2 separate regions of the Homo sapiens genome follow, and region 2 is linked to region 1. The links are chromatin loops, found by intact Hi-C in ENCODE. Cell type or tissue: HCT116. All regions are shown on one strand. Each heading gives the region's core, and the rest is flanking DNA. Links, peaks and the distances in the headings are about the cores only. Region 1 holds the start of ZIC5 (Zic family zinc finger 5). Region 2 overlaps PCCA (propionyl-CoA carboxylase subunit alpha).

Evidence for each region. Hi-C counts contacts between places; a loop is a spot of excess contacts. Peaks named below come from ENCODE experiments on the same cell type or tissue, not always from the same donor. Only the 100,000 strongest peaks of a DNase experiment are listed, where the experiment ranks them.
Region 2: it touches region 1 in a loop (4-fold over the local background); 12 of 110 quality-filtered maps call a loop at or near these places.

The regions. Positions count from the first base shown.
Region 1 is chr13:99,963,512-99,979,253 of GRCh38, forward strand. ZIC5 (Zic family zinc finger 5) reads right to left here and starts at 8,256. Exons shown (of 2, transcript NM_033132.5): 1 at 6,616-8,256; 2 at 1-2,308. The coding sequence starts at 8,092. The coding sequence ends at 1,866. RefSeq lists enhancers at 10,703-11,245, 11,246-11,786, 15,312-15,742. In HCT116, for the core only: no CTCF peak of the experiment used is centred there; a DNase peak (open chromatin) is centred at 6,940; H3K4me3 peaks cover 4,468 bases; H3K27ac peaks cover 4,517 bases.
Region 2 is chr13:100,235,054-100,250,795 of GRCh38, forward strand. PCCA (propionyl-CoA carboxylase subunit alpha) reads left to right here. Exons shown (of 24, transcript NM_000282.4): 8 at 789-825. Among named protein-coding and RNA genes, the nearest start is that of PCCA, 150 kb to the left of the region's middle. In HCT116, for the core only: no CTCF peak of the experiment used is centred there; no DNase peak of the experiment used is centred there.

The DNA.
Region 1 (15,742 bases), core at 3,020-11,019:
AGCACCATGCACTGTACTAGTAATATAATATATCTATAAACTATATATAATCTTATCAACACAATGCAAAAAAGACATGCAGGAAGAGTCTTGGTTTTCACATTACGTTGTTCATTCAAGTAAGCTTAAAAATATATTTTTCCATTTTCTTTCCTTTTTTTTTTAAATAAACCATGGATCATAAATGACAATCTTTCACCAAAATGTATAATATAATTCTTTGGTGTGCTTTGAACTCTTCCAGGAAAGAAAAAAAAAAAGGATGATGTCTGAAAATAAATTAATTCAACTGTACAAATAATAGTGTTCACATACAAGTTATTAACAATGACAAGACTACATCAACCACTCACAGCACACAAAACAAATTTCTACAAACCCTGGGGAGGGGGTGTCTTCGGGGTCTCTAAGGATAAATTAGTGCTCTTTAGTGTATCTGTAGGATGTTTCTGATGGACTACATTTTGCACAGGAGATGTGTTGTACCAACCGAAAATAAATCGACTAAGAGTTATTGTCCTAGGTCCTTGACCTTTTTTATCCTAGCTTGACAGCTCTGGCAAAGGTCACACATTCATCAGTGTTTGGTGGTAACTATAAACCTTTTAAAAATTTTTAATATGTATGGCAACTCCCTCCCCTCTTTTAATGTAAATCATACACTTCACACACTGTCATTTTCAAATGGATTCCAGTTTGGTGTGCTCAGTGCTCAGGTGGAAGAAAATGCATTAAAATGCAGTTTCAGGCATTGAAAAATAGACTTTTTAAAAGGCTGATACAACAGTATAAAAGAGGTGTTGGCCTGTTTTAAAAACAACAGCTTTCCAAAAAAATAGGCATGATGCCATCATCACACCTCCTCAAGACTTGACTGTGAATGTTGGCATCCCAAAGAACTTAGGATCGAAAACAGAATCTCTTTATTACACAAGAAGTTTGGACACAGTTAGGAGGCAGTATCTGAGAATTCAGATAAAAAAAAAAAAACATATAGGAAAAAGAAAGCACTTGAATTTCTTCTATTTTATAAAATATCACAGTTTCACAGTTGTCTTTTGCAGCAGCTTTTCTTCTCTCCACTTTTGCTTGAACAATCACAGTAGCACAAGATATGGAGATATATTAAGGTTGCTGCATCTTTTTTTAAAATCACACAGTAGGATACTGAAGAAATAATCCTGTATAAAAATATTGTATTAAGCTAAGATCAGTAATAAAAGAGTGGAAATTAAAAATTACAAATATTAAACTCAAAGGGTTTTTACAAATGTTTTTGGACACAGGTACGGAACAGGATCTGTTGGCAATGCAGCAGGTGTGTGGTTTACAATCAAGAGGCCTTGGCAGAATTAGGGTCCAACAAGGAGGCTCAAAAGCAGCCCATGGTATGGTGTCAAAGGCATTTGAGAGGCACTCTGGGAAATGCAGAGGGCCTTGGTGCTGTGTTAAGTTCTGACTTAATGCTCTTTTTCTCCCCCTTTTAAAAAAAATAATATATATATATATGTATATATATATATATATATATATTGCATCGGCAGTGTGTATCGCCATTAACTAATCTCTCCATTCATTTTCCTTGGTACAATTTGCCCCCAGCCCCATCCTCCTGCAATGTACAAGTCCAGCTTGGTTGTTTTTTGTTTGTTTTTTAAGAAAAAAAAAAAAAAAAGCCCAAATATCTTAATTAAATTAATTAAATGTACAAACACCATAGGGTTTCATACTGAATAAATAGGGCTAATTAGACCCGGTGGCAAGTCTGAGTCACGGGTTTGTCTCAGGCTCGGCATTGTCTCAGGTTAGGATGTGGTCCAAGGACTCCCACTTATTATTTCACTTATTATTATTAATAATAAATTCTAATGTATCGTCCGCACAACTTCAGGGTTCCCGTAAATTTCCTCATCTTCAGTCTCAGAGGTGGTTCCGTTGCTGGAAGGGGTGTGGAGGTGGCTGGGGGCCCCACTGGCCTGGCAAACGTACCACTCATTGAGGTTGGTCACCTGAGGGGACAGAGTGCTGGAGTGACTCCTGGCTGGGTCCAGCACAGGGGACAAGGGGGCGCCCACTGGAGTCCCCACTGATGAGTAACCAAGGGGTCCTGGAGAAGGTGGCGGGGACTTGCAGTGAATCTTCATGTGCTTCCTCAGGGAGCTTGGGTGAGTGTAGGATTTGTCACAGCCTCGAATCTTGCAGTAGTAGGGCTTGTCACTGGTGTGGACATGGGAATGTTTCTTCCGATCACTGCTATTGGCAAACTTCCTGTCACAGCCATCAAATTCACATTTGAAAGGCTTTTCCCCTGCAAGGAAACACAGGAAAGGTCAACAATGGCTTTCCAAGACCCCTCTCTTGACAGAAATCTTGAAGCAGAACCAAGGTTGTGTTTTTCCTATTCTCCCAGAGACCAACTCCCAGCCTAATTCTTCTTCCTAATTCACAAAAGGGAAGGGATGCTTCAGGGATGGGCCTGGATTCTGCTGACCTGGTGGCTTTGCCTGGACCTGGGCTCCTGAGAGGCTGTCAGGCCCTGCAGTCCCAGAGGGATCAGGGTGAGATCCCTAGTGCTGAGCTAAGGGCCAGAATGTAACACTGAAACCCACCTGGGACCCGCAGACCCCCTCCCCCGACAGACACACTCCCCTCAGGGTCTGTACACTCAAAAACACAAGCAGGAGATCCTCCTGTCAAAATAAACACAAAATGATACTTCCAAAGCCACAGGCGGAAGTAAGCGTATAAGAAAAAGAGAAAAAAGCAAACACATACACTAAATTAAAAGTAAACTGGGGGGTACAGTCAAATTATAATAATGGCATTTCCTTTCAGTGTTCTCCAGGATTTCATTGAAGGAGAGGGGCATCAGGAGAGAACGTGGAGATGGGAAAGGGAAAGAGGTAAAACAAAACAATGTTTTTCTTTAGAAATAGAGGCACCTGTGAAACATACTCCCACCACTCGATTTTTACAGGGCTAGCTGGGCAGAGAACAGGCTGTTGACCTCTGCATTCTACAGCTTTCCTCACTACTTGCAGGGCAGTTAAGAGCACAGCAGATCGAGCTTTAACATACATTAATAAAGACCACAAGCCTTAGCAGAACCTACCTTTACTTTATGCCATAAGTATACTTACTCTCACAGCTCCCTACATTGCTTACTAGTCAAAAAGACCTTAAAAAAATTTAAAAAGGCCAGGGTCTTTTGGCTGTCACCTCCTTAAGCTGGCCTAACCACCCCACAAACACGCCTTTAAACACAAGGCCTCTAGTCCAGGAAATGGAAATACTTAATAAGACAACTAGAGAAATTCAGCCACACTACATTTTGGTGTTAAACAGCAAGAAAAGGAAGACAGCAGGTAACAGTCTAACTGAATTTTCCCTCTCCCCTTGGTATCTCTGAACTTGATAGAGTTGAGTCCATAATTAAACAAGTCATTTCATACATATTATTGAATTAATATTTTCCTCTTTTAGGTAAATAATTTAAAAATAAAGTTGAATTTCTCATATTTCAGCAGCTACTCTGGTGATACACTAGGTATGACATTTTCTTTTGTTTTGGATAACTTGTTTTCAAAAACAAACTGTTAAGCCTCAGCTTAGTGTACATACATTTCTGTGGTGACTTTTCTTACACCCTCTGCAGATATTTTACTGTAGTGAGTTTTTAAAAAATATTTCGCCAACGATAACTGCTTCCATGGCAGAGTATGCTAGCACATCTGAGAGTATTCAGGCAGATGCCTGGAATTTAACTTTCCCTACCTGGAAATACTGTTTAAAAACAGAATTAGACATTATTCAAATATGCCTCCTACAGTGATGTATAAAGAGAGAAAAAACAACCCCATGATAATCACAACCTCGAAAAATTCTCTGTAGATGAGCTTTAACAAAAACAAAGCTAATCCCTTTTTATCAAAACATCAGTGATTTGTCCTGATTTCTACATTACACTTTAAGTCGTAGATAAGACCAAGTTAACATCATATTCTTTTTAAGAAATTAAAATCAGCCTTTCTTCAATATGGAGGCGTAATTACATGGGTTTACTCATCCACCCTACGCGAAGGTGCAATGCTGTTTTTGAGCATGGTCGTTTCTGTTCAACCTACATATCCCGGGTTGTGAAGAAACGCTTTGAACACTGCTAACTCCTCCACTGCACATGAAAAAGGGGAACAATTAGACTCAGGAAAGGGACAGATGTCGTGGAAGGAAAGGTAGAACATTAGAGTTAAATAAAGGAAGAGGTGCACGGAGAAAACAGAAGAAAACAAGGCAAGGGCGATGGAAAGGCCTGTGTTGTTCAGGGGGCCTAAGGGGAATAAGCAAATTCTACCTAACTAGAAAGGCTGAGAGACCTCAGTGTTTACATTTAAGATTCTGATAGACGAGTCACGTCAGAATTTAACTATTTACAGAGTTTGAGAGCCTGGAGCCTGTGGGAAAGTAAGGAACTACTTGCGGACCCCGCCAGCTCCTAGCAGCTCCCTCTCCCGAGAGAGCGCGAGTCGGGCCCGCGGGACGGTTATAAACGGGACTGGGGGCACGTGGGTCAGGAAAGGGGCCTTCGGAAGTGGCCCGGGGATTAGTCCCTTTGATCAATCCGTTCCGGGATCCCGGATAACCCCCAAAAGGGAGAGCGGCGTGGCAGGGAGGGAAAGAAGTCCGGATGGGCCCTCTCAGAACACAATGTCCAATAGCTGAGCGGCCCAGGGACCGCCAGAAACACCAAGCGCGGGTTGGAGTCTGAACCCGAGGCGCCTGCGTCCCTCCCGCAGGGACCCCCACGCTCCACCGGGTGGGGCCCACGCGGCCGCCGGGAGGGGGCAGGAAATGCAACCGTCCGCGAGACGCAGAGCCAAAAACCCAAATGACCGCGGGTCCCCTCGCCGCCTGGGGTCCCCCGCGCCCCCCCCGACCCCACGCACGCGCGCGTGCCCCGGGAAGCCACCGGGGACAGTGCGCAGGGCGTGGCCTGTCCCGCCGGGGGCCCGGATCGGCTTCTGCGCCCGCAGCTCCCGGCAGCCGCCTAGGGAAGGCCGCTCCCCTCGCGAGGCCTGGGCAGGCGGGAAGGGCCCTAGGCCGCGCGCGGCCCCGCGCTTGGGAGTTCCCTTTCGGGGCCGGGCTGGGGAGCGGCTTCACGGTCCCTGGATCCTGCCCTGCCGAGAAGTGCTGGGCACAGGAGCGAGCAGCCGGCTTAGCGGGCCAGGGCGTTTTTACGAGAGCCTCCTGGGAAGTTTCTTCCTGGAAAAATCATTAAGGCGGACTGATCCCGATTAGAGAGAAAAGGGGCTCCTGGGAAAACGTGCTCCCCACCGGCCATCAGGCGGCCCGCAGGAGCCAAGCCAAGGCTCCCGCCTCGGGCCACCCCGACGCTGCTGCCCCCGCAGAGCCCCGAGCGCCCCCGGCCCGAGCGTGGGACCCGGCGGCTACCTCCTGGCCGCAGCAGCGCCGATAAATCTGCCAAGTGATTACTGAACGTAAACTCCAGTTACTTAAGTGTCCTCCGAGGGGTAATCGTATCTGTCCCTATAAATCCCGACTGCGTTCGCGCTCATCAGCGCTTCCGCCCGACGCGCTGGTCCGCTCAAAGGGGGCACACGACCCACAGGAGCCATCCACCGCCTCGCGCCGCAGCCGCCCTCCTCAGCGCTGTGGGATCCCCAGAGGCAGGGCTTGAGGTGGGGTGGGAGGGTCCCCACGACGCCGGTGGCTCCCCACCAATTCCACGACAGGGTAGGCCTCACCGATGGTGGGAGGCTCGGGTCCTCCTACAACTAGAACCTTCTCTAGAAAGGCAGATGTCAACTCCAGCACCCTCCAGGGCGAGTGTGATACTGCGTGTGAGAGGGCGCGTGGGGCGTGTAAATGATGTGAGTGTGAGGACACACAGGTGTCGCGGGAATGGGGTGCACGCGCAGGAGGATATGAGTGTGTAAAGTTGTGGGAGACGCACGCAGAAGAAGGTGTGCGTGAAGAGTGTGTCACGGTGGGCGAGTGCGAGTGGTCTCCGGGGTTCCGAAAGCGCATTCCTGTCTTCCCGGAGGGGTCCCTTCCCCTCCCGGAAGGCCTGCCTCGGGCGGCCCAAATCCGGCAGCAAATCCCACGCCCGGTCCTCGGAGCGCGGAGACTGCGCGGGGCCTACGACCCGGTGGGAAGAGAGGCGCTTGCCGGGGCGGCCCGGCCTCTCTTTCCATCGCCCTCCCAGACTTCCCAGGGCCGGGCGGGTGGGGACTGCCGACCGTCCTGGGCGCCTTCCTGCTCCAGCTGCTGCTGCGTCTGCTCCGAGGTGGCGGCGGCGGCGGCTGGCGCGCGTTGCGGGTCCCGGCCGAGGGGCTGCGGGCGCGCTGGAGACTCCGCCGTGTGGGAACCCAACGCGGGGCCTGTGTGTGCTATCGAATTACTTATTCATAGAAAAAAAAAAGGGGGGGAGAGAAAAAAAAAGAAGTCACATGTCCGGGTTATACGTATGCGAAGAGAAGCAGCAGAAGGAGAAAAAAATTAAGGCGAGCAGGAGGAGGAGGAGAAGCAGCGGCGGAAGCGGCGGCGGCGCAGGAGCTGGTGGCGGCGGCGGCGGCGCGGCCGGGGACAGACACCCACCTGTATGAGTACGCTTGTGGATCTTGAGGTTCTCGGAGCGCGCGAAGACCTTGCCGCAGCCGGGGAAAGGGCAGGGAAAGGGCTTCTCGCCGGTGTGCACGCGGATGTGGTTGATGAGCTTGTATTTGGCCTTGAAGGGCTTGCCCTCGCGCGGACAGTCCTCCCAGAAGCAGACGTGGCTGCTCTGCTCGGGGCCTCCCACGTGCTCCACCGTGACGTGATTCACCAGCTCGTGCATGGTGCCGAAAGTTTTGGAGCAGGGCTTGGCGCCGCCGGCCGGGGGCGGTGGCGGCGGCGGCGGCGGCGGCGGCGGCGGCGGCGGCAGCCCGGCCAGCTCGTCGGGGTCGATCCACTTGCAGATGAGCTCCTGCTTGATTGGCTGCCGCATGTAGCGCAGGAAGGCCCCAGCCGCCCCTGGGAGGTGGGGGTGGTGCTGGTGCGGGTGCTGCGCGGGCGCCGGCGGCGGCGGCGGCGCCGGGGGCGGCGCGTGGTGCTGCAGGTGGGGCCCGGGCCCGGCCGCTGCTGCGGCCGCCGCAGCCGCCAGGTTCAGGTTTAAGTTCACGGCTCCGTAGCCGTGCAGGGCGGCCGCCGCTGCGGCCGCAACCGCCCCGTAGTGCGCGTCCCCAGAGCGCGGCGCGAAGGGCGGTTCGGCGCGGCCGTACAGCTCAGCCGCCGCGGCTGCCGCTGCCGCCGCCAGCCCCAGGCGCATCTGGCCGTTGAGCGGGTGCGGGTGGCCGCCTGGGGCCCCCGGCGTGTCGTGCAGCGCGGGGAAGAGCGCCGGGCCGCCGCTGCCGTCCGGGCCCGCGTAGGTGCCGCTGGCGGAGATGAACATGCCGGCCGAGTGGGGAGGCGGGGCCGGGTGCTGGGGGGAGCCGGTGCCGGACCGCTGCTCCCCTCCGAGCGGGGCCCCGTGCATGGCCGCCGCGGGGGCCGTGGCGGAAAGGTCCCTCCGGAGGACGAAGTCCCTGCTGTGGCCTTTGCCGCTGCTGCCGCCGCCGCCACTGTTGGTGGTGGTGTAGCCCGAGAGGGCAGGAGGAGGAGGAGGCGGGGGAGGGGGAGGGGGTGAAGGGGTGGGAGGAAGAGGAGGGGCTGGGGGCGGGGGCGCGGAGGGCTGCGCGCCACTGCTGCCCCCGCCGCAGGGGTAGCTGCCCGCGCCGGGGTGCGCGACCAAGGCTGCAGCACGGGCGGCGGCTGCCGGAGCCTCCGGGTGTGCCGGGAACGCCTGGGAGGGAGGGCTGAGGCCCAGCGTGCTCGCCTGGGCCATGTGCTCGGGTCCGAGCGGAGTGGTGGCCACGCCGGGGTCAGCGCCCAGGTCCCGCAGGCGGAGGTGCGCGACGGCGGCCCGGAGTTGGGAGTGGGCGGGCGGGCCGGCCAGCGCCGGGAAGCCTGTCATATTCTGAAGCGGCTGGACCTGAGCCGTTGCCAAATCCGCTAATCTCAGCGCTGGCGGGTTCCTCTTGCTCAAAGGGGGCTCCATCAGAACTACACAATCAGGCCCATAGACCCTCACTGGGGGGACTTTATTCCCTCTGCCCGCCTTCAAAAACATGTATGTATTGGGCGCTCTTTAACTTCTTTTGTCCTGGCCTCTTAACTCTGCTTATTCCTGTTCCCACTCTATCCTCCAGCGATTGGCAGAGTGAACACCACATTTGAGCTGCACAGTGGGACCGAGATTTTGGAAATGGCACGGGTGGGATTGGAGGGAGCCGCGTGATTGGCAGTAGCCTCGGCTGCTCGATTGGCTCCCGTTCAGGCCCTCGACCCAGCGGGGATTCGCCCCCGTGCTTGCGGCCGCCTGCGCTTTCGCTTCGCGCCCCCTCCTCCGCTGGAGCCACACGTCCCCGCCTCCCCGGGGATGCCCAAGTTGCACTTGCAGAAAGTTTGAGCCTGGCCTGCGCGCGCAGCGCCCCGCTCTTCCTTGACGCACCTCGCGGAGCGCGCGCCGGCACGCGGGCAGAGGGCGCGGGGTGGTGAGGGGCTGAGGACCCCCGAGGGGCAGTCCCAGTTTCAAAAACCTTGGCCTCACTTCTCTGTGTGCCTTCTGGCACCCAAGTACTTTCTGCCTCTACCTCCACCTCTCTTGTGGGGTGGAAGAGCCCTGGGCTGCTGTTTGGGAGAGAAGGGTGAATAGCCCGTCCTACCTGTAGTGGTGATGCTAGAAACTTCTTGTTTGGACACCCAACCTGCCTAGCGCTCACCTAGGGCGCATAGACAGTAGACGGAGTGAAGAAGATAAAGTCTATTGGTTGCAAGACAACTTGAGTGATTTGGCTCCGCGAAACACCAGGTGAAGTCAAAATAAGTCTTTCCCCCAAAGGAACCGTTTTACCTCGACTTTTTATCTCATGGAGAGTCCTTTTCAACATGGTTCAAAGGAGTTGGATGGAAGTGTAATCTCACTACTCATCGGTTCTAGATCTGCCACTTCCAATTAGATCTACAGTAGGGGCGGGGGAGAGGAGATCGGGCAGCGATTCTAACTTTTGCCTTTCGGAGATACAGTGGCGGGGCAGGCCAAACGGCATCTCTGCAGAGAGAAGCCGCTAAATAAGCACCGTCCTTTAAGTAGAATTTCTCCTTCCGGTCCAGATCCCAGTCCACAGTCCACATGTATGCCTCAGTTTCTTTGACTGATCCACAATTAGAACTGATCCAATAAAATATTATTTTGAAATCAAGAAATATCTTTGCTTTTTATTTACTGATAGAATAATCTTTCACCTTTTTATCGTTTTCTCATAAACCAGTCTACCTCTAAGATGTCTTATTTGAAAACCATAAAAACTGGCTTTTAAAAAAGCGAATCCCATCCCTTTCCAGAGGTTTGGTATCAAATCGATTTTTTAAAAATAGAAATTCCCTGCATCACTTTTTGGTGGGCGGAGAAATGTGGGACCCTCCCCCCAAATTAAGGATTTTACTGCCCCAAAAGTGTCCTTTTCAGATTTTAAAAGAAAGCATTTTTGAAATTTGTGATGTTACAAAATGCTCAAATATTAAAGCCAGGATTTTAAAATTTGTATTTTGCTGTCATCCGTAACATTACTTGTAAAAAAAAAAAAAGTGATAATGATTAGAATGTGATCTTTTTCTTTGGGGATACAATAAAATATGTTTCCAACTTAATTCATTTGCAGTCCAAGTAAAAGTAGACTGCACAAAGCCGTTATTGGGGAGATGGCCGTGGGAAGTAATCAGAAATATTCTGAAAAGAGTTGATTCGATAGTGCCATTCACATTGGTGTGAACGATGTTTAACAGGGGGCTTCGGTATGAGACTTAGGAATGTCATTTCTTTTATAAAACTGACAAGCAAACAAAGACAATGCTACCATCAAATTTCAAATGGACTTTTTCTTTAAGTTGCAATGAAGTTCAAATATGGGGAATTAAAGGCATGTGTGGAAACACAACGAAAAAATTTTAATAAACAGCAGTAACAAAATCTTCATCTCACTTTGGAAACGACGAGTCCTTTCACAATTTTTATGTCAAAGACTTAAAACATTTCAAGCCAACCAGGCAAAGGTTGATCGAGAGCTGTGCCATCTCTATGGATAGTTTATGGAGAAAGCATCATATTTGGAATTATCACTGTCATCGTTTCCTCTCTGAACATTTCCAATGAGTTTCCTTTATTTGAATTTCTTGGCAATAAGCATTAATTCTTGCAGTAATGGCAGCTTTGGGTTCAATCCTGCAGGTTATAAGTAAAAACAAAACAAAACAAAATGAATAAAGAAAGAAGAAAATAAACACAAGCTAGCCTTTAATATGGACTGTTGAGCATTTTTATTGTGCAATAAAATGGGTACCTCCACCCCCTTCAAAATAGCTTTTCGTCAAAATTATAACTGCTTTGTTTTATTGAATTGCTGAAATTTAATGGTTTAATGGGTGAAGGCATGAAGGAAAGGCTGTAAAAATGTGAATAATGGTGTAGCAGAGCCGTGCGGAATCTGGAACCCGCCTCCTTGTACAACTCTTGTTAAACACAGCGTGATATGTATCTGTCATCGATTTAATATGTCTTAATTCAAATATAGCTCCCTGATCAATTTCTTTTTATGGAAGCCTTAAAAAAGAAAAGACTTTCTTAGGAAATAATAGAGATTTGGGTAGCGATAGGAAAGAGGGATATTTACAAAGTGAGTTTAATGAATATTTGCAAATTTATGACCAAACCTAGACCCTAAAAAGATAATTGACTCAGGTAAATCGACTTGAGATGCTAATTCTTAAAAGAAAAGACTGGGAGCAAAATTTCAATCAACACCAATAAGGCGCCAATAAACCGCCTGCCAATTAAACCTGAGAATAGGCCTAGCTAGATGGTCATCAGGAAGGCTTGCAGTGGATTTCCGGGATTGCCTTTCTTTATAAAAGAGCTTTTTATTTTGTAGAAGCGCTTTTTGTTATTGTGATGACCCGCCTGACCCCAGGTGCGCTGTTTCTTTTTCAAGCTATTTGGGAGCCAAATCAAACCCCCTTAACATCCCAAGTTTCTGAAGACCCAATAATTCTGTCACACTTCCTAAATAAACACCAACAATTTCCAGGGCGCTGAAGGGAATAATAATACTAGTTTTAAAAGCAGGGGGCTGTGGAAGGCGTTATGCCAATTCTTCTGGGGGTTTGGCCCGCATATTTCGACGGTGGTGCTGGTCGTCAGGGCCAGTCCTCAAATCCATGCCCCTTTCTGCGTTTTGCAGCGGAGGTGCCTGCGTGGAGGCAGCAAAGTGGCAAGCCATGGAAATGTCCTTTCTGGAGTTAGCAAGGGCTCTTGCGGGGCGTGTATTTCCAGACCTCTAGGTTGCACCCCGAACCCCAACCTCCTTCCAACCCCAGACAAAGGCGCGAGTAGGTTGGGGAGGTGAGAGGCCCAGTAAATGGCCAGCTAACCAGAACCCAGGTTGGCTGAGTTAACCGCGCTCAGCTGCCTGGAGGCCACGGGACCCGATCTCTGGGGATGCTCGAGCTGGCGCTTGCGGCTTCCCGCTGCGCGTAGTGGGGGACTGAGGCTCCACCGCTCCCCCGGTGCCCTCTGTATGTCACCGAACACAGCCAAGTTTCCTGCGAGGGGTGTGGGCAATTAATAAACTCTAAGGGAAGTGAATTGGACATTTCCTGGCTTTTGAGCCTTTGTTTGATTGTTTCTGCAGGCGGAGGGAGGGGGATCTCGGGGACGGTGGGGTGGACAAGAAAGGAGCTGGGGGACCCACCGAACCGCCCTTTATTGCCCCTGCAATTGCTTTACGACTCGCTGGTCCCGCGTGGTTTCTGTGAGAGCGGCCTCCCTGCAGAAGGACTGGGTGTCGGCGGGTTTGGAGCATCTAGTGTCATTTAGGCCGCGCCAGGGGCGGGTTCAAGGGCGAATGGGGCACCCAAATTACTAGGGGAATCGAAGGACCTTTGAACCCCAGCCCAAGGGCGCCAATGGGTGCTTAACAGGCGCGGAAGTAGGGGGTTGCTAGCAGACACTGGAAAGGGCCTGATGGTCCACTGAGACCTTTCGTAAAAGCTAGGGCGGGGTGGGCAAAGGCACCGGCACAGCTGTATTTTAGTAGAGCTTCGCCAGGGCCGTAAGTGATGGTGACTTTGGGTTCAAGGGTTTTCCCAAATCAGGTTGGCCAGGCACTAGGCAGGGAGTTTCAGGGCAGCCTCTCCTGGCCGCCCGCCCCGTCTGCACGAGGCAGGGACCGGATCCCCCATCCCCACCTTCCGGCCTTGGCAACTCGCAATCTGACTTGCGTTGGGGGCTGCGACTGGCCCAAGGCCTTGGGGTGCTCAGAATCGCTCCGCAATTGGCAGCCCTCCCAGGGGCTCTCGGAGGGTTACTGCCCTCCTGAGGTGGCGCTGAGTCCTGAGGCTCCACGGATATGTGTGGAGCTAAAAGTATCCAGAAAAGTGCTTCTAATAGCCCTATCACACTTATGTAGACTTAATGAGGATGAAAAGGCAGAAGACTGGGGCTGTGTGGCCACGACTGATACGTTGGATTCTGTGGAGATTTGTTTTGTCTTGTTGTTTGTACAGTCATGAAGTGGGCCTATCCCATGTCCACCTCACCTTTGTGGTTGAAAGCCATTGAAAAACTATCACTCCCTTTACTTCCTTACTACTAAAGAATAAGTTCAATACAATTTGACTGTTATCAAATACTTTCATTTGGTTTGCAGTCATTTCTACCCTCAGAGATGGAGGTTGTTGGAGAAAGACCTTTGACCTACAGTTGACCATTAGGATTGACAATTTCTTGGGAAATGCATTATTGTTCTAAAATATGTTCCAGAAGGTCAAAACAACGACAGAACTCTCTTACATGTTCACAGTTCATATAACCACCCAATATTTATTTGTGTTGGCCCCTCGATGTGCTTCTCCTCCCCTTCATCTCTTATCCTTTAGGATGTTTTTGGATGGGAAATGAAGGAGAAGTAGAGTTTGTGCGGTTAAAAATAAAATCTCAAATTTCTTGGGTAGTTCCTCCCACTCCACACCCCTTCCAATATCTATACTTCAATATTTGAAGAAGCTGTTGAGATAAATCAAATAGTGACACGTTGATGGATTTACTTGTGTAAGCAATATGGTTGACATATGGCACTGTTATTTATGAATGACAGCATAAATTGTATTACAAAGTCTATTGCAATAATACTGCAGTTTATTGGAAAGCTGCTCGCCTGTCATCTGTATTCAATCTCTCTGGATATAGTTCGCCTGGGAGCCCAAAGGATAGGTCTTCAGAATAATTAAACACATTCACGTAAGCTAATGCCTCCTATTTTTTGTTGTTTGGTTTTGTTTGTTTTTCAGCAGTAGAATCACTCCCATCAGGAAGGAGAAGACAAGTAAGGACAATTAATTCTCTTCCTTTTGGAAAACCACAACCACTGACTATCACCATTGCAGGGGTAAAGGCCAGGGTGGTTGATGTCTTCTATTTTTTCTGAGTCCCTTTTGACAAATACACAAATATTTACATCCCTATCACTAAACTGCTGGTGAGCACATATTTTATATGGAGACTTTTTATAAGCCCAGTTACAGAACAGTAAATTTTAACTGTAGGAAGAAAAGACATTCTTTTAGCAAACTAGAGAGGGCCTTATCCTATCACAACCTCATTCAGCACCCCCACTTCTTAAAAATGGTATTTAAAAGTTACAACATTGGCTGAGATTTTCACAATTTCCCCTTCTTTTACATTACACTTCTCTAAAGCACTAACAAAGAACTTTTGTTCTAGGTGGATTTTATAGAGGGGGCTCCCGCACCACACATGTGGTCCTTCATGGGTCAGGGGTCACCCAGCCCAGGAGTGGCTGAGAAGGCGGAATCAAAGGTGCCTTGCAACTTAATATCCTGTTGATGATCTTGTTGAATTTATGAGTCTGTGATACAGATGATGGTGCTGGAATCCTATGAAATCCACCCCCCTGCTTTTTTTTTTTTTTTTTTGGTCACTTGTTTCTCTAATTTCTTCTCTCAACTCTTTCCCACTACCCCCGTTTCCACCTTCTTCCTTAAGAGGAAAATTACAAGTTTGAGTGGTGTGGCAACCGAGAGCTTCTGCTTTTCAATGTAAAGGTCAATTCTGTTTGCTTGTTCTTTGACTTCTCCTGTCCAGCAATGTATACCTATTTGTGTGTGAGGGTATAGTGTGTGCATACACGCTATATTTATGCATAGGTACACAAAACACACCCCATACCACAAAAGAACTCAGTCAACACTGTTCACAGAGGCCCACAAACCGCAACGAGGTGCTTTGGTTGATGGGCGCTCGGGTGTTTGGCGGGATTTTCTGGTTTTTGAAGACAACCCCAATTCTCCATCGCGCTGCCATTCCCTCTACTTGCCGAGAAATGAACACTGGCCCCCGCGGCCCTGAGCTGGATCCGCTCAAGCCCCGGCCTGCCGCCCAGTCGCACGCAGCCTCCGTAAGATTTCGGAAGCATAGTTTTGGGAAATTTACAAAGAGGGGACTTGTTTGCCGGATGGAGACAGTTGTGGGTCCTGCGGCCCTGACACTGCCACAGACGGGCCCTTCCAGAAACCTGTTGAAAAACTGAATTCACTCACACTGTGCATAACGCCGCTTGGCCGCTTTTTTCCTTCAGCCAAGGAACCCGAGTCTACTTTTAAGGCAGTAACTCTGAAAGCCTTTGCATGCTTTTTTTTTTCCCCTTGGTCTCTCTAGCTCTCTCTTCACTTTCCTTCCTTAAAAAAAAAAAGTCATGAAGTAAAGGGGTTTTGCGGTTTGTAGAGAAATAAAGCACTTCTGAGAAGGGACGGCGACGTGACTTTGAACTTGGCTCAGCTCTTCTGTGCCCTGCAGAGAGAGGAGAACTAGAGCCGGGAAAGAATAGCCAGGAGCGCCCAACCCGTAGGGTCTCCGGCGGGAATTAAGGCGTCCGCCCCACCGCCCGGCCGCGCGCGGCCCCTGGAATCCGGCGCGAGCGAGCGCCCAGCCGCGCGATCCCCAAACGCGGGAGCAGCAAAGGCGAAATCAAAGCGAAAGAGAGAATGGGTCAAAGAGGAGAGGGAGGGAGGACTGGGGAGGGGGTAAGACAGTGGGAAAGGAGGAAAACTTCGAAGTCTGATGGCCTGAAAGAAGGAAGGGAAGTGAGGTCTCTGCATGTGCAGGTCTGCTATTCTCATAACCAATCTCCAAGAAAACATTTTCCTTCGGAAATATTTTTGGAGTAAGCCCTTCCAAATACTCTCCTCTCGTGCTCGCCTCCCATTCCCATAAAAATTGATGAATAAAGCAAACAAGTGTGTAGTACAAAAATTGCACTAGGCAATTTTTAATGGATTCAACGTGGCAGGGCAGCCTTTCTGCCAAAGATGTTCTCTTTTCTCTCTGCGTCTATGTCTCAGGTCCCTTTAGGTCTAGGGGGCCAGTTTGGCTAGTGCCCTCCGCCCCCTTTTATGCACAGAGAGAGGGGTGTGGAAATGGGAACGTTTCCTCCTTTCAGGGAAGGTGAGAATCTCCATCTTCCAGGCAAACTGCCTTGCTTTCAGACAGGATGCCACAGCCTGCCTCCTTCTTGCACCCCCACCCCACCCCCAGGACAGGGAAGAATGGGACGGAGGGAGGGCACAGGGCTCCTTA
Region 2 (15,742 bases), core at 2,644-10,643, 270 kb after region 1:
GGAAGTTTTTGTCTTTTCATCTTCTTAGAGGTAGAAGTGGCATTGGTTAATATTTAGCAATAACTAATCCTTAAATGGATAAACTTTTACCCCTTACTGTTTAGGAAGGTATTTTCTTTCTTTTGCTTTTTGGAGTTTTTTCCTCCAGTAGTTGGTTCGTTGAAATTAAAGTTTTTTTTTAATTTATGTAACAAGATACAATTGTAGAGATAAAATATGTACCTGAAAAAAAAAAAAAAGAAAGAAACAATAGAAAAGAAAAGGTAATGCAGATTACCAAAAGGATTTTTTGGAACAATTCGTAATTCCTGTAGGTACTGGAAATTAACTTTCATATTTCTGCAAAATCGATCAACTACTCCCAAACAATAGAGAATCAACTCCCCCTGCTGACAGAATCTAGGAAAACATGACACATAATATTGGACAGAAACAAGCTGGCTGCGGACAAGCTTTAATGACCTGATTTATGATTCAGTATTGATTGTAAACATCTAAATTCTGCCATTAAATTCCGGCAACTGCACCAAATCATTGGCAATTCTGGTAGTGCTTCCTGCCAGCTCATTTCAACTGCTTTGAGTTTCTTAATATAATAATGATGAGGTAGAATTTACATTCCACTTATGGTATTAATTTTACATTTCTCTGAATGAAAAGGGTTAGAAGGTAGTAAAATTGAACATTAAATGAATCGGAGGAGACAGTAGTGCAATATATGACTGCCCTAAAGACATTGTGCAATGCCTCATGGGATTAATGTTGAGTCTCATTTCCTGCTTTTACAGGATGCAGAAGAAGCTGTCAGAATTGCAAGGGAAATTGGTAAGTCCTTAAATTAACTTTGGTAGGATTTCTGTGTCTTTCAGCAGATACGGTTGAGTCAACAGGTAATAAGTAATTCCCATAGAGCAAATAATACTTTAATAGTTTTAGATTTTGATTACTTGTTGCTCTGGAAGAATGTATCAGTTGAATTGCCAAATTCTATTATTAAAGGAGACTGTAAAGAGTAATTTGACCTTAACTATACATAACTCTTTTGTAAGATGAGATCACAGGCTAATTCAAAGAAGGAATTGTCTTAAGAATTCTAAAGATTGGATATAAGTTTAATGTCAATTTATATGTACATAGTTGAATGTGGTTTGTTAAAATTAAGAACATTTGGATTAAAATGAAGATACCATATGTGACATAGTTCTTTAAGTTTTTGCCTTTTGCTAAGATGTTAGGTATCAACTTAATCTTGTTAGATGGGAAAGATAAAATAGATGTGGGAAATTAGAACTGAATGATCTAAATTGGAATAAAAGGTAGACTGGAGGAGTTTTTAATGGCTGTTTTACATGTACTTGTATTTGGGCAGTGTTTCCCAACTTTTTAATTTCTTTTCTTTTTCTTTTCTTTCCTTTTTTTTTTTTAAGATGGAGTTTTGCTGTCATTGCCCAGGCTGGAGTGCAATGGCACGATCTCCGCTCACTGCAACCTCTGCCTTCCAGGTTCAAGCGATTCTCCTGCCTCAGCCTCCCTAGTAGCTGGGATTACAGGTGCCTGCCATCACGCCCAGCTAATTTTTTGTATTTTTAGTAGAGATGGAGTTTCACTATGTTGGCCAGGCTGGTCTCGAACTCCTGACCTCAGGTGATCCACCCGCCTCAGCCTCCCAAAGTGCTGGGATTACAGGCGTGAGCCACCGCCCCTGGCTCGCAACTTTTTAATTTTAAAAATATTCTTGGCGGTCATGAGAACTATTTTTGGTATCTGCTAATTGAGAAAATGTGTAAGGGCATGCTATTATATGGATTAACAATATTGTTAAATAACTTTGCAGGTTTAATAATCAAATCAGTAATTGTATACATTTGACAGAAATTTGTACAGATGAGAGAAATTAGGCAATGCTTGTAGGGATCCCAGCGTCTTCTCAGCATTCCTGTACGCCTCAGTCCAAGCATCTCATCGTGCCACACGAACATTTCTGTAGGCCTGTTTTCTCACTAAGATTATTTAGATCTATTTTCTGCCTCTAGAGAGCATTTGATTTGGCAAAGCTCATATAGTTGTGATATGTAGAAATATCTTATTGGTCTGGAAGTGATCACTTGTACTAGTAAGCGTGTTCTTTGCAAATGGGACAGTCTAACTTAGCAGGTCTTTAGTGACCTGAAAAGCAGTTTGGCTTATTGCACCCTTGTTTGTAGTTGGTACTGTCTAAATTATTTGGGCTTTGCCCATCATTAAGTGTGTTTTGTTGTTTGCTTTGCAAAAATCTATCTTATTGATATAGGTCCTGGATTTAAGACCAGACCATAGAAAATCTTATTTTATCTGACTACCTCATCTCTTCATTTTTTTTTTCAGAATCATTAACATTTCAAAAAGCCTATCAGTACTTCATAGGAACATTTGCTCGACTGCTAAATAAACTGGACTATATAGAACTGATTCTGTGGTTTCTTTATGGAGAAAAATCAAAAGTTTCTGTTCATGGTTTGAAATCACTGGTATTCCTCATTGCCTAAGAGGCATATAATATACCTACTGGCTTTTGAGGATAGTTTTCTAAAATAGTTTAATTCCATCCTGTCAGACATCTTTACATTTAAAAAGCTCTTTTTCTAGTTCTAGGTTAGATATTATTATCAACCTCATTGGATATAATAATACTGTTATTATTATTATTACAGTATCTACATAAAGGACAATATTTAGAGAAATTTAGGGAAATAAAGGGATTAGAAGAAAATTTACAGTTACACTGCAGTGCCACATTTTGAATGGTGAATTTTGGACTTGCGAGCATTCCCTTTGTGTAAATAGCAGGCCGTGGATTGCTTTGCTTCCTTTATGCCTTTTCTTCCACTTTCTTTCTTTCTTTCTTTCTTTTTTTTTTTTTTTGAGACAGACTTTTCACTCTTGTTGCCCAGGTTGGAGTGCAGTGGTGCGATCTCTGCTCACTGCAACTTCTGCCTCCCGGGTTCAGGTGATTCTCCTGCCTTCACCTCCTGAGTAGCTGGGATTGCAGGCACACACCACAATGCCAGCTAATTTTTTTGTATTTTTAGTAGAGACGGGGTTTCACCATACTGGCCAGGCTGGTCTCGAACTCCTGACCTTAGGTGATCTGCCCACCTCAGCCTCCCAAAGTGCCGGGATTACAGGCATAAGCCAGTGCACCTGGCCATTTTCCACTTTCGTTATAACCTGTCACCTTTAAGATAACCAGCTCATCATGATGGGCCTCTGTCTAACTAGTTCTCATCACTTTGCTTTCCTCCCTCAATATTTTAATGCTGTGCTTTACCTCCTTTTCATTTTTTATTTTTTCCTACTGAAGTTACCTAATCTAATCTAAGTCTTTTTTCTTTGTACTTGGGCACATCCTTTATGACTCCTTTCTCTTTCCTGTCCTTCTTCTAATTCTTCCCCAATTACTCTCTCTTGCTTGTGAAATAAATGATAGCAATCATGGCTATTAAGTATAAGAGTACTGGTGTTTTGCTTATACTGAAAGAAAGGGAAACCATAAAATTTGAGGTAAAATAAACCATAAAGAACTAGGGTCATCAGCTCTTACAAAGCTTTTAGAATTTCTCTGAAAATCTCTTCTGAATCACCTCAGAAGCCTCGCATAAAATCTTTTCCTTGAAGTGCTACTTTCTAAAGTAAATTAAATTATGTTTTATTAAAGTCTGTTGGCTTTCTGTGTTGTTTGATATTTCGTAAGTTTTTTACTACTGATTTTATTGAGATATATCACATTTTAACTATGATTATGATTCCATGTGAAAATGTGTTCCTAGTTCTAAACAACTGATTTATAATCAAACCTTTGAACCTATCCATTTGTAAGTTGTTGATTGTCCATGTGTTATACCTATTCATAGAGTTCTCTCTTAATTCTTTCTGTGTTATGTGATGAAAATGAAGTTTATCCTGTTTTATGTGATTTCCTCCTCTCTCATGTCTTTGCTTTTCTTCTGGAAACATTAATCTATGCTGCCAAAGTAGGAAACTCACTGTATTGAGCATTGATGAATTAAGTGCCTTTTACATAATGGTAACTCCAGTTTATGGAGCATTTCTTCCTAAGGCCAGGCACTTTGGAAATGTTGTTTCTAATGCTAATTCTTGGGTTTAATCATTTTTGTTTACATTTAAGGAAACTAATGATTAGAAATGGTAAGTAATTTGCTCAAGGTCACAGAACTATCGAGTGGTGGACCCTGGTTTAAATTTAGGTTTATTTGACTCCAAAGACCACAGACTTTTTATTATACTGTGTCTAAACCAATGGGATTAGAGGATGGCAGCTAAAATTTGAGCGACTACTTTGTGTAAAATACTGTAAGGTACTCAAATGTGTTATACATGGAATTAAAGAAGCAGACAGTCTCCTATCCTTGATGAGGTGAGAGACAGTTAAGACTTAATATGTTACTTGTATGTATTTGTTTTTTGGACTACCTAGTTTCTCTCATTCTTGTTCCTGATTTTTTACTTTGACCTATCTAAGTTGAGAGATACAGAGCTATTGATCCTCAGTTTGTCTTTAACCTCAATGATAGACAACAGTAATCAGTGAGCTTGATTTCCATTGAAGTTTGATCTTTTTACTGGGCCAAAGGTCCTTAATACAATCAAGTCAAAATTGATTCTTGAAAGGAAAATAAATTGTGAATCTAAAACCTGTCCTTTAACAACTTCCAGATTATTCAGATTCTTTTCCTTTGCTTGTCTTTCTCACAATCACAAATCATGCCCAATTTAAATAAAAACTTTTTTTTTTGATCCTCAGGTCTACCATACTACAAACCTACTTCTCCCAGAATTTCCAAATCTCAATAAATGTCACCCCTTTCAGTCAGGCCAAAACTGAGTCTCTCCTGGATGCCTCTTTTCCTCATCATCCTGTTGTAAATACATCAATAGGCATTGTCAGTTCATCTTATATACACTGTCTTCATTACTACCACTCTCCTCCAAACTACTTTTGTCTTTTGCAGGGACTGTGGCAATAGTTTCTTTACTTCATTTCTTAAACATTTCACATAGCTGACAGTGAGATATTTAAAATCTTTAAAGAACAAGGATATATTTCATCTCATCCCAGCCCATTTCTGCTTTAAATTCTGTAATGACTCCATTGAACTTAGATAAAAATCACAATTCTTTACTCTGACTACTATCCCTATGTAATTTGACACCTGCTTTTCTCTCCAGTCTTATTGTATACTACTCCCTTCTCTGCCTCCCATACTTCAGTCACATTAGCTTACTTGAACACAGCAAATTTCAGGGCCTTAGGATAAGTTTTTTTTTTTTTTTAATCTTTTGCGGGGTGAAGGGGGATGGCAGGACCTAGCAGACTCTTGCTGATATCTTCACAAAAATAGCTCCTTGCAGTCTTTCATATCTTAGCCTAAGTATCATGTCTTCAAGAGAAGATTCTCTAATACTGCCACCCAGTCATTCTCTGTCTTATAACTATTTTCTAAATTTCTGCATAGTATTCATGATTTGCAGATTTTTTTTATTCATAAACTTTTCTCCAAGTATTTTATTTTGAAAAATTTCAATCATACGGCATTTTGAAATAATTGTTACGGTTTATACTCGTATACCCAACACTAAGATCCCACTATTAACCTTTTTCTAGATTTGCTTTACCACTTATCTGTTCATATACTAATCCATTTTATTTTTGTTGCATTTCAGAGTAAATTGCACAACCAGTATATGTCCCATTAAATACTTCAACATGTGTTATTAATTGAATTCAGTATTTGTATACAGTTTTGTTATTTTGATGCCAAATTTGCACACAATATAATGTGAACAAATCTTAAGTGTGTATTTGTGGATTTTGACATATGCATATATATATATAACTTAGAATCCCACCAAGGTGCTGAACATACTATTTCCCTGGAGATTTCCCTCATGATCCTTCCAAGTCAGTTCTCGCCTACCCCCTGGCCTGCAGGTAACTTGTTCAGATTTTTATACTAAAGATTAGATTTTTAAAAATTAAGATAAATTTTTAATACTATACAATTCAGCCTTTCAAAGTGCACAATTCGGTGATTTTTTGTGTATTTACAAGGTTGTGTAACTGTAATCACTATCTAATTTCAGAAGATCTTCATTACTCCCCAAAGAAACTCTGTACTCATTAGTATGTACTTCTTATTTTCTTTCCATCTAGTCCCTGACAACCATTAATTTACTTTGTGTCTTGTGGATTTACTTATTCTGGGGATATTTCATATAAATAAATGGAATCACAACATATGAACTTTTGTGTCTGGTTTCTTTCACACAGAATAGTGTTTTTAAGGTTCATCCATGTTCTACCGTTTATCCCTTTTTACGGTTGGATAATTTTCTATTGTATGTACATGCCACATTTTGTCTGTTTTTTATTTTTTTGAGATAGGGTCTCGCTCTTTTACCCAGGATAGAGTGCAGTGGTGTGATCCCAGCTCACTGCAGCTTTAATCTCCTGGGCTCTACTAATCCTCCTGCCTTACCCTCCTGAGTAGCTAGGACTACAGGTGTGTGCCACTATGCCTAATTTTTGTATTTTTTTGTAGTGGGTTTTCACCATGTTGCCTCAGTTGATCTTGAATTCCTGGGCTCAAGTGATCCACCCACATTGGCCTCCCAGAGTGCTGGGATTATAGACATGAGCCACTGCACCTGGCCTTATCTATTTATTCATCTATTGATGGACATTTGGGTTGTTTTTACCTCTTGGCTATTGTAAATGGTACTGCTATGAACATTTATGTCCATGTATTTGTTTGTATACCTGTTTTCAATTATTTTGGGTATATTCTTCGAAGTGAAATTGCTGGGTTATATGGTAATTCTATGTGTAACTTTTGGAGATACTAGCAAATTATTTTCCATGGTGGCTGTCCCATTTTACATTTCTACCAAGAATATATAAGGGTTTCAATCTCTTCATATCCTTGCCAACCCTTGTTATTTTCTTTCTTTTATAAGGAAAACTATTGCCATCCTAGTGTGTGTGTAGAATAATATCTTATTGTAGCAGAGGGAAGAATAGATTAAAAAAAGTGACTCAACTATATGCTGTCTATAAGAAACTCACTTTAGATGCAGAGACACAAATAGGTTGAAAGTGAAAGGAAGGAAAAAGATATCCCATGTAAATAGTAACCAAAAGAGAGCTGGGGTGGCATACTAATGTCAGACAAGATAAACTTTAAGTCCAAAACTATTCTAAGAGACAAAGAAGGGCATTTTATATTGATTAACAATTACAAATGTATATGCACCAGGAAACATGGCCCTAAAATATTTGAGATAAACATTGACGGAATTGAAGGGAGAAACAGACTAATTCTACAATAGTAGTTGGAGACTTTAATAGCACACTATAAGTAATGGATGCAACATCTAGAGAGATCAGTAAGGGAGGGAATAGAGGACTTGAACAGCACTATATACTAATTAGACCTTATGGATATATAATGACCATTCTACCCAATAACAATATAAGGCACATTTTTCTCAAGTAACTATTAAAAGAGGAAAGGAGTGATGATTGAGTTAAAATAATTGTTAAAGAAAAAGAAAATATAATAACAAACAGGAGCAATATCTCATAAAGTGTTGCCCATGACTCGCAATGTTCCCAAGACTTAGTTTGATATAGAAATATTTTTCCCCGCATGTACTGATTTATATTGATGGATTGCTCTTTTCTTAAAATAGTATAGGATTCTCTGCAATATATAAATTTTATTTTTCTTTGCAAATGATTGCTTTATATTAATTTGATTACTATTTTATAGTAAAATTTTTGTTGTGGTGGTGGTTGTTTTTTGAGACAGAGTCTCATTCTGTTGCCCAGGCTGGAGGGCAGTGGTGTGATCTCAGCTCACTGCAACCTCTGCCTCCTGGGTTCAAGCGATTCATCTGCCTTAGCCCCCACTTAGCTGGGACTACAGGCATGCACCACCACGCCTGGCTAATTTTTGTATTTTTAATAGATACAAGGTTTCACCATGTTGGCCAGACTAGTCTGAAACTCCTGACCTCAAGTGCTCCCCCTGCCTTGGCCTCCCAAAGTGCTGGGATTACAAGTGTAAGCCACCACATCTGGCTGGTTACTATTTTGTAGTAAAATTGACCATGAGTTAGTTTTCTTTGTATTTCTAATACTTAATGCTTGTTACAGAGTATATATTCAGCAAGTGGTTATTTGGTGAATAAATCAAAATGAAATATGTATATATATGTATAGAAATGAATTAAGCAATCACATATTTAAAGTTCTTTTGTAATATTTATAGACCAGAATTTGACTATAATTTTCTCCCTTTTCCCCCTTAATCTTCAATTTTATAATAGAGATACCTGGGGAAAAAAAGGAATATTAAGCAAAACATGATAAACTTTCAGCAAATAGATAATTGAAACAAAATGATCTAGGATTATTCAAATAAATTCAGTATATACTTGTTAGTGACTACTAGTCATCAATTCTTGTAGGCTGTCCTTGTGTTCATTAGGCTGGACTAATAGAAATTTATAGGAATCTAAGATTCAAATGTATGAAAGTCTTTTACTGAACCTTATTGCCTTTACACCAGCCTGTTCCCATGACATCTTATGTTCTTTGAAAGTCTGGCTCTCCCATTTGACTTATTTTACTATTAGTCTTCTGATGTAGTGTGTCTGCCCTGTCTCTGCGTAGTGTGTGGGGGCTATATGGTAGTCCTTTCTTTTCTGCCCTGGCTGTTTGCCTTTGCCTATTCTTCTCATCTTCCTTTTGGCATAATACAACATTTTTTTAAAAAGTTACTTTTGTTGCTTATATACAACCAATAATTCATACTTAAGAGGGATAAAAATATGTGGCTAAGTCAGGAATCTTTTTATTTTGTCTATTTCATGCAGCTTAGAAAAATTTTCACATGTTATATATGACTCTGGGGTTAAGGTTATATGGAAGAAACCTTTGCAAAAACATTACAATTTATACCTTCTTCACAATCTTACATCTTGTTAATTTATTTGCCAATTTCGTCTTCAGGAGAAGACATTTAATATTTAAGGAGATTGAATAACGCCTAAGGAAAAGTTATGTTAAAGAAAATGGCATTAAAATAATCTATGTGAAATCCATTAAATAATGAGATGTATATTTTGCTGTTTTCCTATTATTGAAGTGATGTGGTCATTTGAGATTAGAATGATATTCCCTGGGAGACAGGAACTTGTGTTCTGTGGCTTTTTTTCTTCTTTCTTTTCCAATGGGTGCTTATATTTTCTTTTATTATTCCAACATGCACATTTGGGTTTAAGCATAATTTCACAAGTTCTTTTTCTGTCTTTTACTGTTAAATTTGCTGTTTCTGTCTCCCTTTATTTCTCTCAGTCCTTCATCTTCTTTCTCTTGTTTTATTGTTAGTCATTCGTGAATACCATTTTTTTCCTTTTTCTATTACTCTGTTGGAAAAGGCTGTGCATAACATTCAGGCAGGAATGTGGAAACACATTGTAATGTGAAAAAAACATTGCTTTTTTTGTTTGGAAACTTCCTGTGTGTGAAGCGTTTTGCTCTAATCTGGGCACTGAAATGCACTGATTTCCGATCCCTGGAGCAGAGTTAGGGATCTAGTATTTTTATTTGCCTAAGTAGAGAGAAATAGGCAGGCAAAATCAGTTTTTCCTTTCTCTGCCAAAGAAATAGTGTCATAAAATAGTGTCATGTATTGGTTTGTTTAGTGTATAATACATCTGGATTATATTTTTGTAGGTACTGAATATTGATTCTTATTTAAATATGTTTATATAGTTATTTGTATATATGTGTATGACAGACTGAGGAAAGGCTGTGTGTGTGTGTGTGTGTGTGTGTGTGTGTGTGTGCGCAGTAGTAGAGATGTGGATAAATCATAGACTCCAACATATATATGTTTACTAGTTACTGGATAATTACAGACCCCAAATAGTATTGATGCAAATGTGCATCACCTCAGTCTGAGGTCTGCCAACTCGAATGATACTCCAAAACTAAACTGATAATGATGAAACTAAATATAACTATTTTGTGATTTAAAGAGAGCAATAAAATCAGTGGAAAATTATGATCAAATAAAAAATGAGTAATGCATTGATAGTAGAGTGTATTTCCCCAATTTGTTTGAATTTAAACTGTTTCCTTGTTTGTATCTACAGCAGGAATTTTTCAGTGTTAGTCACATGGTGCATGGCAGCCAAATTTCCCAGTAGATTCTGAACTAGATTCCTTGGAAAACTCTAGTAATATGCTAAATTTAATTGGAGTTTGTGGAGTTGTCATTAGTTCACCAGACCTCGACTATACCACATTTTTACAGCCCCTCTCCTGTCACTTTAAACAACACAGATTTAGTTTTTCTTCATTCTGTGTGTTCAATTCTCATTCGTCAGGTTGTAGGGTGAGAAGGAGGCATTTTGTTCTATGCTATCCTTATTCAGTGGCTAAGGCTGATGGAGTTTCCACCATCTGCAATGTCATAGATTACAGAGGCAGGACACAGAAAAGCCTCAGTTTTGGTAATCATCAATAAGACATTCTTCATGACAAGGTGTTTACTATTATATCTCATTGTGTGGCTTTGAAATTTGCAGATTGTCACCACCATCTCCTAAATATTTCTTGAATTTATCTACTTCTCTGCATTTCTGTTGCTATTCTCTTTGTTTAAGGTAGTGTCATCCCTTGCCTACATCACTGTAACAGCTTTTGAAATGTACTCCTCTTATCATAGCTTGTAATCCCTTGGAGGTAGACTCTGGAAGCTTATTGGGGGAAATAATTTTGGGACCAATACCTGAGGGGGAATGAAGGAAACTGAGCCAAGGGAAAAGTTGAATTGATTCTCTCTCAACAAAGCCATCAGCTAATAATTTAGAGAGCTGTGAATATTTGTTGGTCTTTTTTAGTTGTTCCAAGTTCGGGCAAGAGGATTCAGCCTTTATACACCTGTATCAACTATCTAGGGGGTGTGGGCTGCCCCTAGGAAGGGGCATGACCTTAGGCAGAAAGCCGAGGACAAGTCAGCTTTTGGTTGACAATACTTACAACAGTTGGGGCAATGTCCTGAACTAGGGATCTGGGCAGAAAACTGTACTTAATAACTTTGAGATATATTTTTCATGATTGTTCATTTCTAAGTAATTTCAGATTTCTGCTATGATTTTGACTCATATGTTATTTGGTGATGTATTTTAATTCTTTAATTTTTTGAGATAGAGTCTTGCTCTGTCATTGAGGCTGGAGTGCAGTGGTGTGATCACGGCTCACTGTAGCCTCAACCTCCTAGGCTCAAGCGATCCTCCCACCTCAGCCACTGGAGTAGCTGGGACTACAGGCACATGCCACCACTTTTGGCTAATTTTTGTTGTTGTTGTTGTTTTTGTATTTTTTGTAGAGACAGGGTTTTGCCATGTTGCCCAGGCTGGTCTCAAATTCCTGGGCTCTACTGATCCTCCTGCTTTGGCCTCCCAAAGTGCTAGAATTACAAGTGTGAGCCACCATGCCAAGCCTAGTGATATATTTCTAAATAACTGAAAAAAAAATAGTTTTTTATTATTATTGATTTCTAACTTAATTGCTTTGTGGTCAGAGAGTATCATGTTTTTCATTTAAAAATCTTTCAGATTTGATGAAAATTGCTTTATGGCTAAGGAATAAGTCACTCTGATACATATTCTGTATGTTCCTGAAAAGAGTGTATATTCTCAAATTATTATATGCAATGTCTTATAGAAAACTCAAGAGGTCAAACCTACCTATTGGGATATTCAAAACTTCTAGTGAGTTTTTTTTTTTTTTTTTAATTAAGACAATGGAGTCTCACTCTGTCACCCAGGCTAGAGTGCAATGGTGCGATCTTGGCTCAATGCAACCTCCGCCTCCCGGGTTCAAGTGATTCTCCTGTCTCAGCCTCCTGAGTAGCTGGGATTACAGGCACCCACCACCATGCCCGACCAAGTTTTATAGTTTAGTAGAGATGGGGTTTCACCATGTTGGCCAGGCTGGTCTCGAACTCCTGACCTCGGGTCATCCGCCCACCTTGGCCTCCCAAAGTGCTGAGATTACAGGCATAAGCCACTGCGCCCAGCCTGTGTGGGTTTTTTTTTTTTTTTTTTTTGAGACAGAGTCTCACTCTGTCGCCCAGACGGGAGTACAGTGGCATGATCTCGGCTCACTGCAAGCTCCCCTCCCAGGTTCACACCGTTCTCTTGCCTCAGCCTCCCAAGTAGTTGGGACTACAGGTGCCTGCCTCCACGCCCGGCTAATTTTTTGTATTTTCAGTAGAGACGAGGTTTCACCATATTAGCCAGGATGGTCTTGATCTCCTGAGCTCATGATCTGCCCGCCTCTGCCTCCCAAAGTGCTGGGATTACAGGTGTGAGCCACCGTGCCCGGCCTTTTTTTTTTTTTTTTGAGACAAAGTCTCGCTCTGTCACCTAGGCTGGAGTGCATTGGCACAATCTGGGCTCACTGCAACCTCTGCCTCCCGGGTTCAAGCAATTCTCCTGCCTCAGCCTCCCGAGTAGCTGTGACTACAGGTGCCTGCCACCACACCTGGCTAATTTTTTTGTATTTTTAGTAGAGATGAGGTTTCACCATGTTGGCCAGGCTGGTCTCGGACTCCTAACCTTAAGTAATCCGCCCACCTCGGCCTCCCAAAGTGCTGGGATTATAGGCATGAGTCACCACATCCAGCCTTTTTGTGATGTTTTTGGATATCTGATGGACCTATATTTGAAAAAGTGATTTTCCAATTTTTCCTTGCTCGTTAGGTTTTGTCCCTGTTTAGATAATAGGTGTATTACAGTGTATCGTGTTTCCTTGGCTATCAAAACATAATGACCAATTTTTGTTTTCAAGTCTAATTATGATATTAATATTCCTAAACAAGCTTATTTTTGTTTTATCCTTGTATCATTCTTTATCTTTTTCATCTGCCAGTGAACTGTTGTTTTAGGTGTGTCTCTTGTAAGTGCACATCTAAATTTGGACTGGATTTTTATTTTATTGTTTTTCTATTCAGCCTGCTGGAGCTTGTCTTTTAGCTGGAGAGTTTAGTCCATTTATATTTATTGTATTTAAAATTATATTTTGATTTATTTATATAATCTACTTTTTGGGGGTTTTGTTTGTTCCATTCTTTGGATTCTGTTTTCTTTCTTGGCTTCTTTTTGATGACGACTTTAAAAAAAATGTCTCTTGTTCTTATTTTATGTCCCCTTCCCATTCCTCCCTCCACTATGTTGGAAATTTTATACTCTATTTCTATTGTTTCAGTGCTTGCTATAGAAATTTCAACTTGGAGACATTCCTTCAGGTGTCCTTCATCTTTGGCAACATTTAGTGTTGTCAGTGTTTTGGATTTTAGCCATTCTAATAGGCACATAGTAGTATCTCATAGTTTCAGTTTGCAGTTCCCTCATGACATATAATATTGAGCATCTTTTCATGCTATTATTTGCTATCTGTGTTTCTTTTTTATTGAGATGTCTCTTCAAATCTTTTGTTAATTTTTCAATTGGGTGGTTTGTTTCCTGGTTGAGTTTTAAGAGCTCTGTGTATTTTGGATACAAGTTCTTTCTTAGGTATGGGTTTTGTAAATATTTTCTCCCAGTCTAGAACTTATGTCTTTATTCTTTTTTTTTGAGATGGAGTCTCACTCTTGTTGCCCAGGCTGGAGTGCAGTGGCGCGAGCTTGGCTCACTGCAACCTCCGCCTCCCGGGTTCAAGTGATCCTCCTGCCTCAGCCTCCTGAGTAGCTGGGATTATGGGCACCCGCCACCACGCCTGGCTAATTTTTTTTTTTTGTACTTGTAGTAGAGATGGGGTTTTGCCATGTTGGCCAGGCTGGTCTCGAACCCCTGACCTCAGGTGATCTGCCCACCTCGGCCTCCCAAAGTGCTGGGATTACAGGCATCAGCCACCATGCCCGGCTGTGTCTTTATTCTTTTAAGAATGTTATTTGGGCTGCAGAAATTTTTATTTTAATGAAGTTAAATGTGCCAATTTTTAATGGTTTGTGCTTTTGGTGTTATATGTAAAAACTCATTGCTAAACCAAAGTCACCTAGATGTTCTTCTATTTTTTCTCTAGAAATTTTATAGTTCTGCAATGTATATTTAGGTCTGAGATCCATTTTGAGTTAATTTTTGTGAAAGGTATAAGGATTGTGGCAAGATTAATTTTCTTGCATAATGAATATCCAGTTATTCCAGTACCCTTTGTTTGGAAAGACTATCTGCATTTAATTGCCATTGCTTCTTTGTCATAGTTCAGTTGACTGTATTTGTGTGGGTCTACTTCTGGGCTCTTGAGTAATTTGTCTGTCTTAGACAATACCATACTGTCTTGATGTCTGTAGCTTTATAGTAAGTCTTGAAGTTGGGTATTGTTAGTCTTTTGAATTTGTTCTTTTTCTTCAATATTGTGATGCCTATTCTGGGTCTTTTCCTTTCCATATAAACTTTAGAATCAGTTTGTGGATATCTACAAAATAAATTGCTAGGACTTTGATTTTAATTGTGTTCAACCTATAGATCACGTTGAGGAGGATTGATATCTTAACAATATTGAATCTTCCTATCCATGTACATTGATTATCTCTACATTTAGATTTTCATCCATTTCTTTCGTCAGAGTTTTGTAGTTTTCCTCATAGATACACTGTATGTATTTTAAGATTCATGCCTATTTTATTTCTTTAGTGCTAATGTAAATGTCACTATTTTAATTTCAAATTCCAGTTGTTCACTGCTGGTATATAGGAATGTGATAATCTTTTGTATATTAATTTGTATTCTGTAACCTTACTATAATTGCTTATCAGTTCCAAGAATTTTGTTGTTATTGCTGATTTTTTTGGAATTCCTTCATAGACAGTCATCTTATCCACTAGTGAAGACAGTTCTATTTATTCCTTTCCAGTCTGTTTACTCTTTATTTCCTTTTCTTAACATACTTCATAAGCTGGAATCTGCAGTCAGATGTTGAATAAGAGTTGTAAGAGGGGACATTCTTGTATTTTTCCTGATTTTTGGGAGAAGGCATCCAGTTTCTTGTCATTAAGTGTAATGTTAACTGTAGGCTTTTTGTGTATATTCTTTATCAAGTACAAGAAATTTCTCTTTATTCCTAGTTTGCTAAACTCAGTGATTGTTGATTTTTGTTAAATGCTTTTTCTGCATCTATTTATATGATCATAGGATTTTTCTTCTTTAGCCTGTTAATGTGATGGATTACATTAATTGATTTTTGGATGTTGAATCAGCTTTGCATACCAGGATTAAATCCCATTTGGTCATGGTATATAATTCTTTTTATATATTATTGGATTTTTTAGTCATTTTAATATCTAAAAACTTAATTTTAAAATGTTTGCTTTTTTCTTATTTATCTCATCATGTTTATTTTTTTCTCCAAATCATTTTACCTGTTTGTAATAGCTGTAACTTATAATAGTATTTGTAACAACTGTTTTAAGAGTCTTCATTTCTGGGTTTCTTTCTGTCAGCTATTTTCCTTCTGATATGAATCACATTTTGCATCTTTACCTATCTCTTAATTGTTGATTGGATTCTAGACATTGTAAATGTTACATTGTGTGTTTGGATTTTGTTACCTTTATTTAAAAGGTATAGATGTTTAGTCTGGCAGGTACATTAATTTTGTTTAGGTTAA